Regions from separate parts of the Homo sapiens genome. Here region 1 is linked to region 2. The links are chromatin loops, found by intact Hi-C in ENCODE. Cell type or tissue: HepG2. All regions are shown on one strand. Region 1 overlaps TCF12 (transcription factor 12). Region 2 overlaps TCF12 (transcription factor 12).

What was found. Peaks named below come from ENCODE experiments on the same cell type or tissue, not always from the same donor. Only the 100,000 strongest peaks of a DNase experiment are listed, where the experiment ranks them.
Region 1: it touches region 2 in a loop (2.0-fold over the local background); 4 of 110 quality-filtered maps call a loop at or near these places.

What each region holds. Positions count from the first base shown.
Region 1 is chr15:57,056,536-57,064,535 of GRCh38, forward strand. It overlaps TCF12 (transcription factor 12), which reads left to right. Exons shown (of 21, transcript NM_207037.2): 4 at 7,215-7,288. Among named protein-coding and RNA genes, the nearest start is that of TCF12, 140 kb to the left of the region's middle. In HepG2, no CTCF peak of the experiment used is centred here; a DNase peak (open chromatin) is centred at 4,426; H3K4me3 peaks cover 259 bases.
Region 2 is chr15:56,921,028-56,929,027 of GRCh38, forward strand. TCF12 (transcription factor 12) reads left to right here. Exons shown (of 21, transcript NM_207037.2): 3 at 1-71. Among named protein-coding and RNA genes, the nearest start is that of TCF12, 6.4 kb to the left of the region's middle. In HepG2, no CTCF peak of the experiment used is centred here; no DNase peak of the experiment used is centred here; H3K4me3 peaks cover 103 bases.

The DNA.
Region 1 (8,000 bases), 140 kb after region 2:
GCACCCACTGCTTCCCGGGCTCCAATCAATCCTCCAATGTTAACCTCCCACGTAGCTGGGACTACAGGAGCACACTGCCGTGCCTGGCTAATTTTAATTTTTTTGTAGACATAGAGTTTTGCCATGTTGCTCAGGCTGGTCTCAAACTCCTGGACTCAAGCAATCCACCTGCCTTGGCCTCCCAAAGTGCTGGGATTACGGGAAAGAGACACCACACCTGGCTTAATTTTAGTTTTTTTTAATGTTTTCTTTTTCTTCGTGAGATTTTCACTTTTTTTTTTTTTTCATTAAAAGCATGTATCTTTCACTTTATTGAGCATAGTTACAGCATCTGCTTTAATGTCCTTGTCTGAAAATTTTACTTTGGGTCATCTTGCTGTTGGCCTCTGGTGATTATCTTTTCCCTTGAGATTGGGTTACATATTACTGTCAAAGAATTTTGGATATTATGAGTGTTATTTGTGGAAATTGTGGCTTATTTTCATGTTCTTCCAAAGAGTTTTGATTTATTTGTTTTAGTGAGCCATTTGCTTTTGGTTAGACTCATAGCAAAAATTATCTCTTGCCTGAAGTTGGTAGCTGCTCAGATCTCAATTCGGTTCTTTTAGTCTCTGCTACAAACTGCCTTGTGCCTGCCCTGTGAATGGTGTTCCAGGACTCAGCCAAAGATGTGGGCAGAGATAAACCAAAAATTTGGGACCTCTCTTTTCTGGCCTTCTCCCTTTTGGGATTCTATCCTCACTTTCTAGTGACTGTGGTTGTCCTGTCTCTGTCCTCTTTTCCTTCAGGCCAAAAAGACAATGGGGTTTCTGTTGGAATTTTAGTTACTAGAGGTTATTGCTGCTTGCCTGCAGGAGAAAGCTTTCAGAATGGGAAACTCACCTGTGCTGGTCCCTGAAAGCTGATTAAAAGAGAAACTCACCCATTCTGGTCTCTTCTTTCAAGTTTATATTTTCATCCCAATCAGCCTGTTTTTGTTTACTCCCCAGAGCCTTTATGTAGTTGATAGCAAGCTAGCTAGATATTTTCTTTCCGCCAGCCCTAGGATTTATAGTAACTATTAGAAGAGAAAGAACAGTAGGAGATGAGTTCAGAGAGGTGGGAGGCAGAACCTGTAAAACATTGTAGACCATTGGGTTTATTAGTAATTCTGAATGAGTTGGGAAGCCATTGGTAGGTTTTGAGCACAGGATGGACATGATTTGGCTTGTTTTTAAAAGGTTGCTCTAGTAGGAGGGGCAAGAAGAAGGGAAAACATTTAGGAGACTATTACAGTAATGCAGGTCAGAGATGATTTGATTGTGTTAAAAATAGCATCAACGTTTTGTTTTTTGTTTTTCCTTTCTTAAAACTACGTTTGTAGTGCTTCTATGGAAGAAAACACTGGCATTGGTCTTCAGATACAGGGCTTTGGTATATTAGATTGGGAGAATACTTGGTTCTCAGGTACGTTGGGAGGGCCCTTCCTTCTTTCTAGAAACTTGACAGCTAATTTAGGGGAGTTTTAAAGGTAGCTCAAGAGCCTTTGTCAGTCTTGGAATGTCTGTTCAGACAGTCAGAACAAGTCCTCAAAATACAGTGACCACCATATCACTATATAGTTCCCATTAAACAATTCCCAAGTCGACCCCTGGGAACGTATTACTTTCAATTCCTGGCCATCAGGCAGTTTCTGTTTTTCTTAAAGAGATAGACTTGGCATTTCCTTTTGGCCCTGTACTCTTACTTCTTTGATTAAATCAGTCATTGGGTTTTCCTTTTGTATCTTTACAGGGCATTTGTATCAGGGTGATATAGCTAGTAACAATAATATAGCAAAATCTATGTATGAAAGTCATTTTCAAAATTAGTCATTTTTTTGAATGAAATTTGCCATGTGTTCATTACCTTATTGTACTGTACTGTGGCACTAAAAACTTTAATGGAACATCTGTACTTGTAAATCTTTGGTTTCAACAGTGCCAAACAAAAATTCTGATTGGATTATTAAAGATGACCGGAAAGGGTGATTCCTTCTAATCTTTCCACCGGACTTACTTTCTTACATATGTGTTTTTTAGACTGTTTTATTTGACAATTCACTGCACAGAACCTAAATTTTTTATAAGTAAAAAAGTCTATAACTAATGTTATATACTTTAGATGAGGTAGCATGTTTTAACTTCTATTAAATTCCCTTGCAATTTTAATATTTTCCTAGCTTTTCCCTTTTTTACTAATGTGTAGCATAACAAAGCACTTGTTATTATATTCTAACTGATCCTATTTCACAATGAATGTCTGGGAAAATACATTCATAGATTTATTTCATGAGTGTCTAAAATGTGAAAAATACAATAAAAAATCTTGGTGTTGGTTTTTTAGGTGTATATTAGTTTACAATTGATTGCAGCCTTTGAGTCTTATCTAAAGGAATATCCTTACTCTACAAATAGAATTGAATAAAGACACTATTAAAAATAGACACATTCATAGCTTTGATTATCTGATATAGCTATCTCTAGTCAGAATTCTTTCATCAAATCATTTATTGGATCCCCCTACAGCAGATGGCAATCCTGCAAAATATGTTATGTTTCCCTTATTTATGACAGTGCTGAGATTTGATATTTTTGGAGTACATTTTACTTTCTAGAATAAAAATTTGATTTCAGTGCTACTAAAGGCAGAGTGCACATGTGCACCAGCGGGTGGGGGGAGAAAAAGAGAGAAATGTGTATGTGATTTTCCCTGTGCCCTTGCTCCCAACTGTATGTGTGTCTCTTTCCCACAGGGATGGGCTCTCATTTATGATACCCTAGCAGTATGGCCAGATTGAATTGCTTTTCTTACTGCTTTTGCTGCAGGGACATCCTAACCATTTCTCTCATTCTTGTATGCTGTCTCCCTGTTTCATCCTTTCATTCTTTCTTGGGTCATCAGACTCACCACTACTAACTGAAAATATTTTCCCATTTCCTGTCTTATTTCTCACTTTACCCTAGTCTTGGTTCAGGGTGGCGGAGTCTTTAGTGATAGGTCTGGTAGTGGCAAATGGGCAGAGAAGGAACTGGTGTTCATGTCAGCAGGTTTGTTCCTAATTCTTCCCTTTTACTTTCAGGCAGGTCTTGCCTAAGTCTCACCAATTCTTTAATGATGGTTTACTTACTCAAACTCTGCAGTGTTAACAATAATTTGTTTACAGGGCTCATATGTGGTGGGGGGCTGGGGGGAGGGTGGAGGGAAACACAATAGGTGCTTAGGGCATAGAAAAGCATCTCCTCCCACCAAAAAAAAAAAAAAAAAAAATTCCAGTTTCCAGTTTTTGCTAGTGGATCAAAACCTAGAGATGCCCATAGGACTCTGGTGGCTTGATGAAAGGGAAGAAGTAGGAGAGAGGCTGTGGGATAGTTTTTGATTGACACTAGAAAGAAAATACTGTTATTCAAATACTAAGATGGGAGTAGAGCATAAGAAGGTAGTCTAAATCTGTGTTCTTCCTAGAAAAGGGAGTAATGGCAGATGTTGGACTTGGGCAAGAAGTTTACCTGTTCCTCTAAGAGTCTTATACTCTGAAACCTTAAAAACTTGAATTTTACCTTTCTATTCCTTCTTTAAGGTATCAGCCTTTTAGGGAACTGCCTGTATATATAGTAATTTATGATTGCTCTTAGTTACTTTTCTTGTTAAATGTTTTCACAAAAGAAAGAGGCGGATTGCTTTTGTTAAGTTCACAAACTGTTGTTTTTAGATACGAGGTCTAGAATTTAATGTTCCTTACTGGAAAATACTAAGTTAAAACAGCATGCTTTTAAAAATGGAGCTCATAGAATCAGAATATATTACATTTGACTTAATTGATTCCATTCAGAAAACCAGGTACTAAGAGATTATCTATATAAAAGGTTAACAAGGAAAAAAATAATTTACGTCTTTCTGTTATTGATCACCCCTTTTAATCCTGTTGAATAGAAATGGAAAAAATTTATTAGAAAGTCAAATAAGGCTCAAAAGTGTTTCTATCATTAATTATTGCTGAACTTTCTCTTACATCTGCCATTTTGGTTTATGAGTCAAGGAACTAACTTCTCTGAAATTGTTGAATTCGCATGCATATACTAGAAATGGGAATGATGAAAATAATATGGGAATGATAATTCAGAAATAACAGGAAAAATGTTACTTCTCATCACTGTATTGCAACTGTGGTGTATTTTCTTGTCAATAGGTATTTTTTTCAGATTTTGGTCAATTTGTATAATATCTGTGTTAAGTTTTATCTTCTGTGTGTAATTTCCTTTTTCTGCTTACCTTGGTCTTACGGCTGAAGCTTTGGAAAGTTTATTATTCCTGTCATATTTCTGTGTTTGTACAGCCATTGTCTTTAGCAGAAAGGAGTCATTGATTCTAAAAGATGACTCTTGCCTTTGTCAGTGCCAGCCACGACCTTTTACTCAGAGTCTGGATATGTTAACAATAAAACTACAGAGCTTGAGTTTAAAACCTAGCCAGATTCTTGTTATTCTATAGCATTCTTTGAGCCCCTTGTCATTTCCAGTATCAGTGGTATGTACTACTCTTTAGCTGGTGATGCCATCACCCAATTAATTACCATTTTATTTCATTAGTCTTTGCTTTTTCTTTATTTTATAGAAGTAGAGTCACTTGATGAAAATTGAATATGTAGTTTCACATAATTTTGTGTGTCTCTTGAATTTTGCTTGAGATGTTCTCTGTAACTGGCACCCATCTTTCCTCTCTCTCTGTTTTTACAAATGTATTTAAAATACATGCAAAGCTGGGCATAGTGGTTCACACCTGTGATCCCAGCACTTTAGGAGGCCATGGAGGGAGAATCGCTGGAGGCCAGGAGTTCAAGACCAACCTAGGCAACATAGTGTAAGACTCTGTCTCTACAAAATAAAAAAAAAAATTAATGATTAGCTGAGCATTGTGGCATGTTCCTATAGTCCTAGCACTGAGGAAGCTGAGGCAGGAGGATCACTTGAGCCCAGGATTTTGTGGTTGCAGTGAGCTATCATCATGCCACTGTACTGCAGCCTGGATGACAGAACATGAACGCTGCCTCTAAATGAGATAAAAATTAAAATACACATAAGCCTCATATTTATTAGTCATTTGATATAAGAAAATATGAAGTCATAAAAAGACTAAGTTATGGTTTGATTATTTTCATCAGGACAAGATTCATCGAAATCACTTACCATTATATGTTCAATAAAAGTGATTTTTTAAAATACAACTTTTCATAAAATTATATGCAGTTCCATATATTAGTGGATTTTGTAGGTTAATGGTCATCTTTTTCTTGGATTGAGTCTCAGAGGAATACTTGCTGCTATTCTACAGTGTTGGTTGCAGAGAAAATGCTTGGAAGATAGCTCACTGGTGTCTAATGATACTGGAGAGATGGTAACAGTGTTTTTTTTTTGTTTTTTTGAGATGGAGTCTTGCTCTGTCACCCAGGCTGGAGTGCAGTGGCACAATCTCGGCTCACTGCAACCTCCACCTTCTAGGTTCAAGCTATTCTCCTGCCTCAGCCTCCTGAGTAGCTGGGACTACAGGCGCCCGCCACCACACCTGGCTAATTTTTTGTATTTTTAGTAGAGACGGGGTTTCTCCGTATTAGCCAGGATGGTCTCGATCTCCTGACCTTGTGATCTGCCCGCCTCGGCCTCCCAAAGTGCTAGGATTACAGGCGTGAGCCACGGTGCCCGGCCGGTAACAGTGTTTTTTACATGACATTCCCCAAACTCATAGAATATCTCTTAAATTTGGAACTTTAATACTAGCTCCACAGGAATGAACAAAACACTGTTCACGTAATCTCTGTGTTTTCAAAGCCTCTGGTTCACTTGAAATTGTGCCTGGAATGTTGTCTATACTAGATACTCATCTTTTGTATCAACTTTTTAAAAAAAGTTATTAAAATATACTTTAGTCACTTGATACAGGAAGTACAGATTCATAAAAATAATAGAGTCCTAATAACTAAGTTAGTAATTAGTACATTCTACTTTGGAAACTGACCCCTCCCCCTTCCCTGCTTTTTGTTACCCATCCTTTCAATTTGGCAATTGTGTCACTATAAAAGAGCCTTAGTAATCATTGCAAATTAATGGAGAATTTGTGGCATTTAATTTATTACATACCACATTCTCACCTAAATTACAGGGAAATTACAGAGGGACTTCCAGGAATATCTTGAAAGAAAGATAATTTCTAAACTTAGCAGAATGTTATCATTGTAGTATCTAGGCTGTTCTCATGAAAGAATGAAAGAAAGAAGTCAACTATTTCTGTGTTGATGAATTTCATCATAGAATGAAACTCAGAAGGGGTTAGAGAAGTGTACCCTCCTTGCAGTCAAGGATGAAAAAGACTGGAGTCTTCAAAACAGAAGAGGTAGAAATGGCTGGATTAAGAGATCTCCAAGTCTTCCAGCTTTTTCTGGGGACTGATTCGGAGGTGAAAATAATGGAGCCCAAGTGTCAGAAGATGCATTAAGGATGCACAATAAATTGTTTTGTTGGTTATGGCACCTAATTCTTTCTCACTGTGAATTTTCTTTTGCCACCTTCATAAGAGTGGAACTGCTTATTTGAAATCAAATTGTGTATAATTTTAGAAGAGATGGAAGTGTCACCCACAAAATTACTAAGGGTGAGTTTTCATGTCATTTTGATTTTATATAACTAATGTTGATTTGATATGGTTGATATAGTTAGATTTAGTTTGATGTCATCAGTTAAGAATATCTGATCACTGATCAGAAAGAAACCAACTTTATTAAATTGAATGATTGTTTGTCTTGCTTCATTTTCTAGGGCTTAACTATGAAAAATGAATTATTCATGTTTTCATGTAGGCAGTACTAAACCAGACAAAGTTTGGGGGTTCATCTACTCCTAGAAGTAGCAGTGCAGGGCGTGGTGCTGGATGGAGAGACTATGCCCCATTCTAAAGTCTGCAAAGAAATATTTTGATTCTGAATTACTATAATTTACATAGGGTATTGCATGAGGATTGATGGAGCAATGATGAAGATACTTTGCAGTAACTTATATTTTACAGGTTTCTGAAGCAAGGATTGATACTTAGCTCTTCCACGAAAGCGCAAATACCACTTGCTAAATTGTACTCTGCTGTCCCGTACCAAAAAAATCCACAAAAGTATGTTTTTAGATATATCTTTTATTTTCTTCTCTTTTTAGGTATTGATGAAAGAGGAGGTACAACATCTTGGGGAACAAGTGGTCAACCAAGTCCTTCCTATGATTCATCTAGAGTAAGTTTGCTGATCAACCCTTGATTAAAGCTGTAATTTGGCAGACTACGTAATTTCTTTCATATATGCTGTTTCTTATGAGAAATGAAAATTAATTTCTTTTCATGGAAATGCAGTAGAATACCTAGTACCTTTTTGTTACATTTAGTTCTTTTTATAAGCTGTCAAACTTTGGAAATTTAATTTCCTACAGTTAAATATTCTTGGTGTTACTTGTACACATGAACTGCCTACAGTACTCTACTAAAGAGCTTAGAATGCATAAGTGCTCTCCATATGTATTTAGCCATTTTTCTTTATGTGTTGTTTATTTGCTTTGAGAGATGGCATTGGCTTTCAACATACTAACTTCTAGCCTCTCTCCCTCATCCTTGCTTCAACAGTCATCAGCCCTTTGCATCAGGAACTCAACAGCCCTGCCTCTTGGAAGCATATCAAAACAGACATAACAGATGACATTTCTTAGTTAACAGTTAAGAGAAAATAGGACCAAGTCAACTTTCTACACACTGAGGTCACAAGGTTAGAGCCCTTTCCAGCAAAAAACAAAAACAAAAACAAAAAACCCCCAAAGCTTTATAAAATGAGACCAGGAGGTGGAAAATTAGATCAAAGAATTGGAATAAAAGTAAGCACTCTGCTCCCAGACTTTCTCTAGTAAACTGACGAGGTTAAGAGATACTTTTCCAGGCTGGGCATGGTGGCTCATGCC
Region 2 (8,000 bases):
GTTTTCCCCACCTGTTAATAGTGGGAAAACTAGACCAACTACACTGGGAAGCAGTCAATTCAGTGGATCAGGTAAGATGATGTCTTAAACTAAAGACTCATATTTTGGTGGTGTGATACATTTTAGTAGAAAAATAGAAAGCATAACATTTAAATATTATTGAATATATGTATATAAAAGATGGAATTGAGTCAAGTGATAATTAGTAAGATTTATTAATTTTAAAAGATGACAGTTCCCTCAGAAATCTGTAGGAAATCAGTAGTTTCGTTTACAATTATTTAAAATGTTAGTGGGGTAAATTTTCAAAATGAATAGAAACTTAGATTTATTTTTAAATGATAAGTATTAGATGACTGAATCCTTTCCTATATCCAGATTACATTATGATAATGTTTAGAGTAAGTTAAAGTAGATCTACACACTAGTGATCTTGTCTTTAAATTTACTTTCAATACATTTATGACTACTGTGCTCCATTTTAAAACATCCCATTTTTCTTAAGTATGCATTTTTTCTTTTTTTAACTTTTAAAAACTCATAATTTAAAAATATTTTAGAAGGAAGGTCCATTCCAGTGTGCAAAAGCTGTAACTTTTTATTTAATTTAAATTTATTTCTTTGTGCTTAAGAGATGAAAAAAATAACTAAAGCCATGACAGCATCATCTTAAGAAAACCAACTGTCAAATCTCTGGGCTGAAACTCAGTAATGCCTCTTTGATGGGTGCTTTTTATTTCCCCTGGTAAAATGATAGTTGGTTTCTTAAAATACTGTGAGAATAAAACATCAGAAAATAAGGTTAATTTCATAACCACCTAAACACTTTATACCACTTTACATTCTAAAAAGTTTGTTTTTAAAAATTGTATACTAATTTATTAAAATTCATTTTTAATTATGAAATTAGAGCTTATGGGGAAAGTATAGCATGTCCTTAATCATCTTAAGTAAGTGAAATGAAGGCATTTTTTGGATTTTAAGTAGGGTAAAGACTAGTATTATTCTTGATCAAAAGGACATCATGAAACGATAGGCAAGTCCCAACTCTTCTCTCACCTCCTTCCTTTTACTGGTAATCATTTGAAAATTGTTACTTTTTGGGGAGGGGGGAGAAAATTTAATAATCTTAAAGTTGTAGAAGATGGCTGTATTTCTTTACTGGTGTTGATACATCTCATTTTTGCAACTAATAATTCATTCTCAGGAACCTTCAGATTTACTTTGACTAATACATAGTAGATGATGCTTAGTATTTTTTAAAAATGAGTCTTGATATTACTGTTGCCTACTGTTCCAGCTTAAGTTATGGTAAATATATATAACTGGACAGTCACTGATACAATAACATGAACTCCAGGAACTTGCTGTTAGAAGTGCATTCTATTTTTAGAATAAAGGCAATTACATTTATTTCACTTTTTAAACTTAAGAAGGATTTATGTAGTCTGTGAAATTAAAAAGTATGTGAACTGGGATATAGATTATAAGCATGGCATTGGAGCAATTTTTGGACTTCAGTACGTTGCATTGCACAAAGAAAAAATTATTTTTCTACATTGCGAATGGTCACCATATTTGATTATTTGGAGTAGGAACTTTTAGTTTTAAAAGTTAGATTTGTTATCCATTGAAAGGTTTGAACTTACACACCTGTAGTCAGTGGACTTAGCAATATTTATCTGTGTGTTTTGTTTTAAATGCTACAAAAAATTGTAATAAAAAAGCTGTGACTTTTAATTAGTGAATGGATTTGAATTTGGGGAAGAGAAAATGCCATGTGATTTTTTTTCAAATCAAGATGTACTGGTAGATATAATTTTTCTGTGGCCAGTTCTTAAAGGGAATGTCTAAAAGAAATTGGTATAGTAACATTATTTTACTTATATATTTTATATTTATATACCTTATTGACATTTGAATAACCTTCTGCCCTGATTTCAAAGGATATTATGTAATACACTCTAATGCCTATGTATTTGCAGCTATTAAGGAGCTAAAGATCTGACTTTCCTTTTGAAGAGCTGCTGTAGTAAAGATTAGGGTTTTTTGTTTGTTTTCTGTTTTGTCTTTGGAGTAACATTTATAAAAACTACATGCCATTTGACTTATGAAAACTAGAGTTTATAGTCAGGTATTGTAATTTCCTTTCTTATTTGTCCTTTTTGAGGAAGACTCAATTTCACAGTGGGCTGTTTTTGAGAAACGATATATAATACTTTCAGAAGCTTTTTTAGCTGAAAGAATATATACTATAGCATGTGATGTTATCTTTAATCTTATTCCTGAAGCAAAACAAATAACTCATCATGGCTGAGTTATTTATGAGTGTCGGAAGTCACTCTGGAAAAGATAAAGGTGTGTTTACTACTACTAATTTGTCTTGAGGATCTGTTATGTTATTCCTTCATCAGGGTGTTAAAATTTTCTTCACGTTATGGTGAGAGTGAATTTGTTCACTTGGTATGATAGGCTCTGTGAAGTGTTCCTAAAGTGACCTTGAGAGAAACTTTTCTTTCTGTAGGAGTGAAAGGTCAGGCACTCTAATTAGGGCAGTGTATAGAAACAAAGGGCAGTGTATAGAAGGAAAGTTGGTTAAAAGGATTGACAAAATGGAAATGGTTCAGATGTTTAAATCCATGTCCTCAACTTCGGGGTTTGAGTGTGTATGTCTAGATTGTGATTTTGGGTTAGTTTTTAGTAGATTGTTTGTATGATATCTGAAAATTTCCTTTGTTTTTGAATCCAAGTAGTAAGGGATGTTGTCATTTTGTAAGCCATCTGTAGATATTGAGCATCTCTCTGGTGTTTCTATCTAGAATGTCATTTTAACTATTAAGTAAAGCTTCACTTTTTCTTATTGAATTCAGACGTTTGTAACAGTATAGTTTCTTTTTGCCCAAAATTTTCAGAGATAATTGTAGGAAGTATTTTCTGGCTCTTAATTTTTAAAAAGGAATACAGTTTTTCATTTTTCAGTTACTGATCTTTTTTTGTGGGGCGGGGGGTTATTTTTAGATGTACTTACAGGCTTTTTGAAAATATTGACATAGGGCCAGAAAAATGAATTCTCATTAAATTACTCTTCAGTATTTCTATTTTTAGATAGTTGTAGATTCATATGCAGTTGTAAGAAACTATACAGAGATTCTATATACCCTTTACCCAGTTTCCTGCAATAATAGCACCTTGAAAAATTAGTACAGTATCACAACTAGGTTATTGATAGTGATACAGTCAAGATGCAAAAACTGTTCTGTCACCACAGGAATTCTTGGTGTTGGCCTTTTGTAACTGCATCCACTTTTCAAGTAATTAAAAAAATGGTAAGATTACTAAATGCCTTCTTTCTCTGTTAAACGTGGAGTAAGCTTTTCAAATTGCTGTAGCATTACTTGAACATATCAAGAACAAAATCAAGAGAAAACCAAAATTGTACCACTGTAGGTTTTTACTGAACTGTGATAGAAATAGGAATGGTGATTTTAGAGAGGAAACCAGGTTTGACCTTTCACTTAAGGTATTTTAAGGTTATGAGTAGGGTGTGGTTCATATTATGTACATATTAGTGTTGAAATTTATAATAGCTATAATTTGTAGTAAATACATACTTGTTAATATTGAGCCATGTTAGACATTTGTTTCAGGTAAGCTGTAGTTATTAATGAGAGTAACCACAGAGTCAGCAGGTGTGTGGGGAAAAATATATTTTAGGACAAATATGGTCTGCTATTAAGTTGCTCATTTAAGGTAAAAGGTAGCAAGGGAGTCTTTTAGAGAAAACCTGTTTATGAAAACTCATACTTGGAAAACATAAAAATTAGAGACAAGATTACAACCATGAGTATTGTATACTTTTCAGGACAATTCCTGAACAATTGAAAAACAAGGTCGGGTGTGGTGGCTCATGCCTGTAATCCCAGCACTTTGGGAGGCCGAGGTGGGTGGATCACATGAGGTCAGGAGTTTGAGACCAGCCTGGCCAACATGGTGAAACCCTATTTCTACTAATAATACAAAAACTTGCTGGGTGTGATGGTGGGCACCTGTAATCCCAGCTACTCAGGAGGCTGGGGTGGGAGAATTGCTTGAACCTGGGAGGCAGAGGTTGCAGTGACCTGAGATGGCGCAGCCAGTGTACTCCAGTCTTGGCAACAGAATGAGACTCTGTCTCCAAAAACAAAAAAAAACCACAAACAAATGGTGTCCACCGCCCCCCCACCCCCCCGCCCCAACCCCGTAGTCATTGCTTATAATGGATTTGAAAAACAATTTGATTAGATCACAACATTTTAGGGGCTTGTTTATTATATATAGTGAGGCATACCTACAATTACTGTTTTTGTTTTCATTAGCCATTTAAACACAAATTCAAGTTTCTGTCTTCAAGGTATCCTTTGCTATATCTTTGAGTTTTTAAACAAGCCTTTTGAAATGAGAAGATAAAGATGAAGATATCCAACCTTGACTATAAACAACTTTCAAATTTTATACTTAATTGGGCAATAAACAATGCTGTCTTATTAAAGCCATATAGTCTTTTCTGCTCTTAAACAATTGGTAGTCTTTTCCTGGAATGTCATTGTCTGCCTAGTGTTGTCAAAGACTTGGGTAATCTTGCTGAAAGAAAGTAAAAGTAGCACTATTAGAAAGGCTCTCCTGAAAAAGAAAAAGAAGTGCTATTTGTGGACAATGTGTGGAATGCCTTTTTAAAAGATCATTTAATAAGACTGCTTTTGGGTATCACTTGAAAGTATGTTTATGGATGGGAATGTTGAAATTGCAAATCTAAATTGTTTGTGTTTAGGGAAGATAATGAGAAGACAAACACTTAAATATATTCAAAAGACTAATGAATGACAGTCTGCTTTGTTAAATAGTTGTGCCATAAGTATCTCATTTTTATCAGTTAACTATTTAGTATTTACCTATGCATTCTTCTAGCAGTTTTTGGGAAGATGGGAAATGGAGAAGGTCATTGCTCAGAAAAAGTGGAGACATTTCGTTGGCGTGGTGGCTCACGCCTGTAATCACAGCGTTTTGGGAGGCTGAGGCAGGCAGATCACTTGAGGCCAGGAGTTGGAGACCAGCCTGGCCAACGTAGCAAAACCCTGTCTCTACCAAAAATACACAGAATTAGCCAGGTGTTGTGGCTCATGCCTGTAGTCCCAGCTACTGGGGAGGCTGAGGCAGGAGAATTGCTTGAACCCAGGAGGCAGAGGTTACAGTGAGCCGAGATTGTGCCACGGCACTCCAGCCTGGGTGACAGAGGGAGACTCTGTCTCAAAAAAAAAAAAACAGTGGAGAAATTTATTATTTTGATGGGAAGTAAAATACTGAGGTAAACTTCTCTAACATAGAAAATGTCAACAAACACACATTATTGTAGTTTAAATTGAGTCCATAAGAAAGAGGCTGTGCTGAAGAGTCAGGGAACTGGCTTAAGGAAAACTCAAAAATGTTGAGTTTAGAGTTGACTTGTGATGGAGATATGGACAATGAATTAGGGAAGAGAAGAACTGGTCTTACAGCTGAGGAATAGCATGAGGAGAGACCTGGAAATGGGAATTTAGCTTGATCCAAGGGCCTGTACAGTTCAGAGAGAGAGAAGCTGGTTTTTATTAATCACCACTCCTTAATTCCTGGGGGAGCTCATATTTACATATTATTATCTGGAGCTGGACTACAGGTGTTCAGATCCAGAAATTACCAGTGAATAGCACAGTGATCTTGGGTATGTTCCTTTACTTGTCTGCTTCTGTTTCTTAATCTATAAAACAGGACTAATAATAGTCGTTATCCTTATAAGGTTGTTAGGAGTGTTCAATGAGTTAATACATGTAAAGTTCCAAGAATAGTGCCTAGCACATAGTTAGCTGTGGTGGAGTAAATTGTTAGTGGTGAGACACTAAAATAAGGAAGGCATTTATTTACTTTGGAGGCCTTTATGCTAATCTAGGATGAGCTGGTGAAGGGTTAGATTTGGTGTTAGTGTAGGGAATAGGAAGGAAAAATAACAGAAGTAAAGGATTGTTAGAATTTGAGGGATTGGCTTTCTGTAGGTAAGAGAAATGACTCAAGATTGCAGTTCTGACATAATTGGAGGATAGTAGTGCTGGAGGTAGTAAAGATGCTGAATTGTTTTTTGCATTTTATATTTCACATGACCTGGGACTCTTCTGGCTAATTTGGAGATGTATGAGGGAAGCATGCTCGGTAAAGATGTTGGTTAAAAAGAAGACCGTCTTTTTTCTGCATATAAAGTTAATACATAGTCATAATTGAAAAGAAAATTAGAGAACAGAAAAAGCAAAAGGGGAAAAATTAGCTTTATTTCAGTATCCAGAGAAAATTGATTTATTTCCTTTTTGTCTTTTTTTCTTATAGTTCCGTTTGCAAAGCTGGTAACTTAATGTTAGTTCATTTATGTCCTGTTTTTTGTTTCACTTAATCTTCTACCATTAACATTTTCTCCTGTTATTAACTTGGCTTAAAATAGTTGCATGCTCTTAAATGGAATGAATATAGCATAACTTAACAAATCCATTCTTTTATTACTTGACCTTTATGGATTTTTGTTAATTTGCTTTTTGATATGATAAATAATGTGGTACTGACCACCTTTTTGTGTATGTATATGTTTTTGCCCACATTCTGATTTCTTTTGGTTAGGAGATGCAAATTTTGTTTTTTGTGCCTACAAGTTAATAATTAAAACTAATGAATTCCCTTAGGGAAATGAACACAGAGGGAGATAAATTATCAGGCCAGGGATTGATGTTAATGGTGGAGTTACATGTATAAAATTAGTGACTTTGGTTGATTATTTAATGTAATAATACAAAATTTTATTAGTATGTGAATGGAATGCATTATGACATTTGGAGCACATTTGTGCTTGTATACAAATGTGTTGTGTGGTGACTGGAGGGAATTCCTGTCATTCTTTGACCTGTGCTTATAGAAATGGAGTGGAGTCTAATTGGAGTCTTGTCAGTGAGAGAGCCCTTGAATTCCTGACTTTTTGTGAGAGAGACAATATAGTGTATTGGAAAGAATTGGGCTCAGGAGCCAGACAACTGGATTGGAATCGATGACTTGCAGCTTACTAGCTGGATGGCCTTAGGTGAGATATTTAAATAATCAGAGCTATACTTTTTTCATTTGTGAAAAGTGGGTAATAATGCCCACCTACAGAATCCTTGTGAAGATTAAATAAGGTTATCTATATATTTTTTTCCTATAAAGCTGCTTAAAAAATGGTAGCTGCTATTATTGTGGTACCTTCTAACTAGCATTCTCGGTAATACTAGTGATTATATTAGAAATCATTATAAAGCCAGTATTATAGCTAGTGTTTATTGAACTCCTATTATATACTAGGCATTGTGATAAGCAATTTATGGGCATTATCTCATTTTACTTTGGATAAAATGAAATGTTTTGTCTGTGGTGTTGGAAGTGAGGCAATACCCCTACAAGAGCAACAAGTCAGAGTTGCTTTTAGTGCCATAAAATTGTGTATATGAAGTCTGAGAAGTAATCAGGCATACAAGTAGTTTTGAAAAGTCATGAAGTACCCAGGAACCTTAACTTTTCTTTTTTAGTTGATTTATTCTTAATGTTATTATTTTGTAGACTATACTTTGTAGAGTGCAGAATAATGAAGAGAATGTGTACACCTTTTGAAAATCCTTTTCCATGCTTAGGCATCACCGCCACTTGAATGTAGCATTTTGTCCATATTCTTTCTCCAGCTACTTGAAATTCTTTCTGGAGTGAGGCATAGTCTAAATAATTAAGTAAAATAAAAATTACTTGACTGGAAAGGATAGAACGCCTGGGAACAGGTTGGAGAGAATGTTAAGAGTCTCTAGGGTAGAACGTATTCACTTTTTTTCTTAATGGCAGAGAAGAAGGAACATAAACTCCCTTGGTAGCCTGAAGCAGCACGTTGCAAGTGAGTGGAAGAAATTGTATCTTAAAAATTCATGTACATT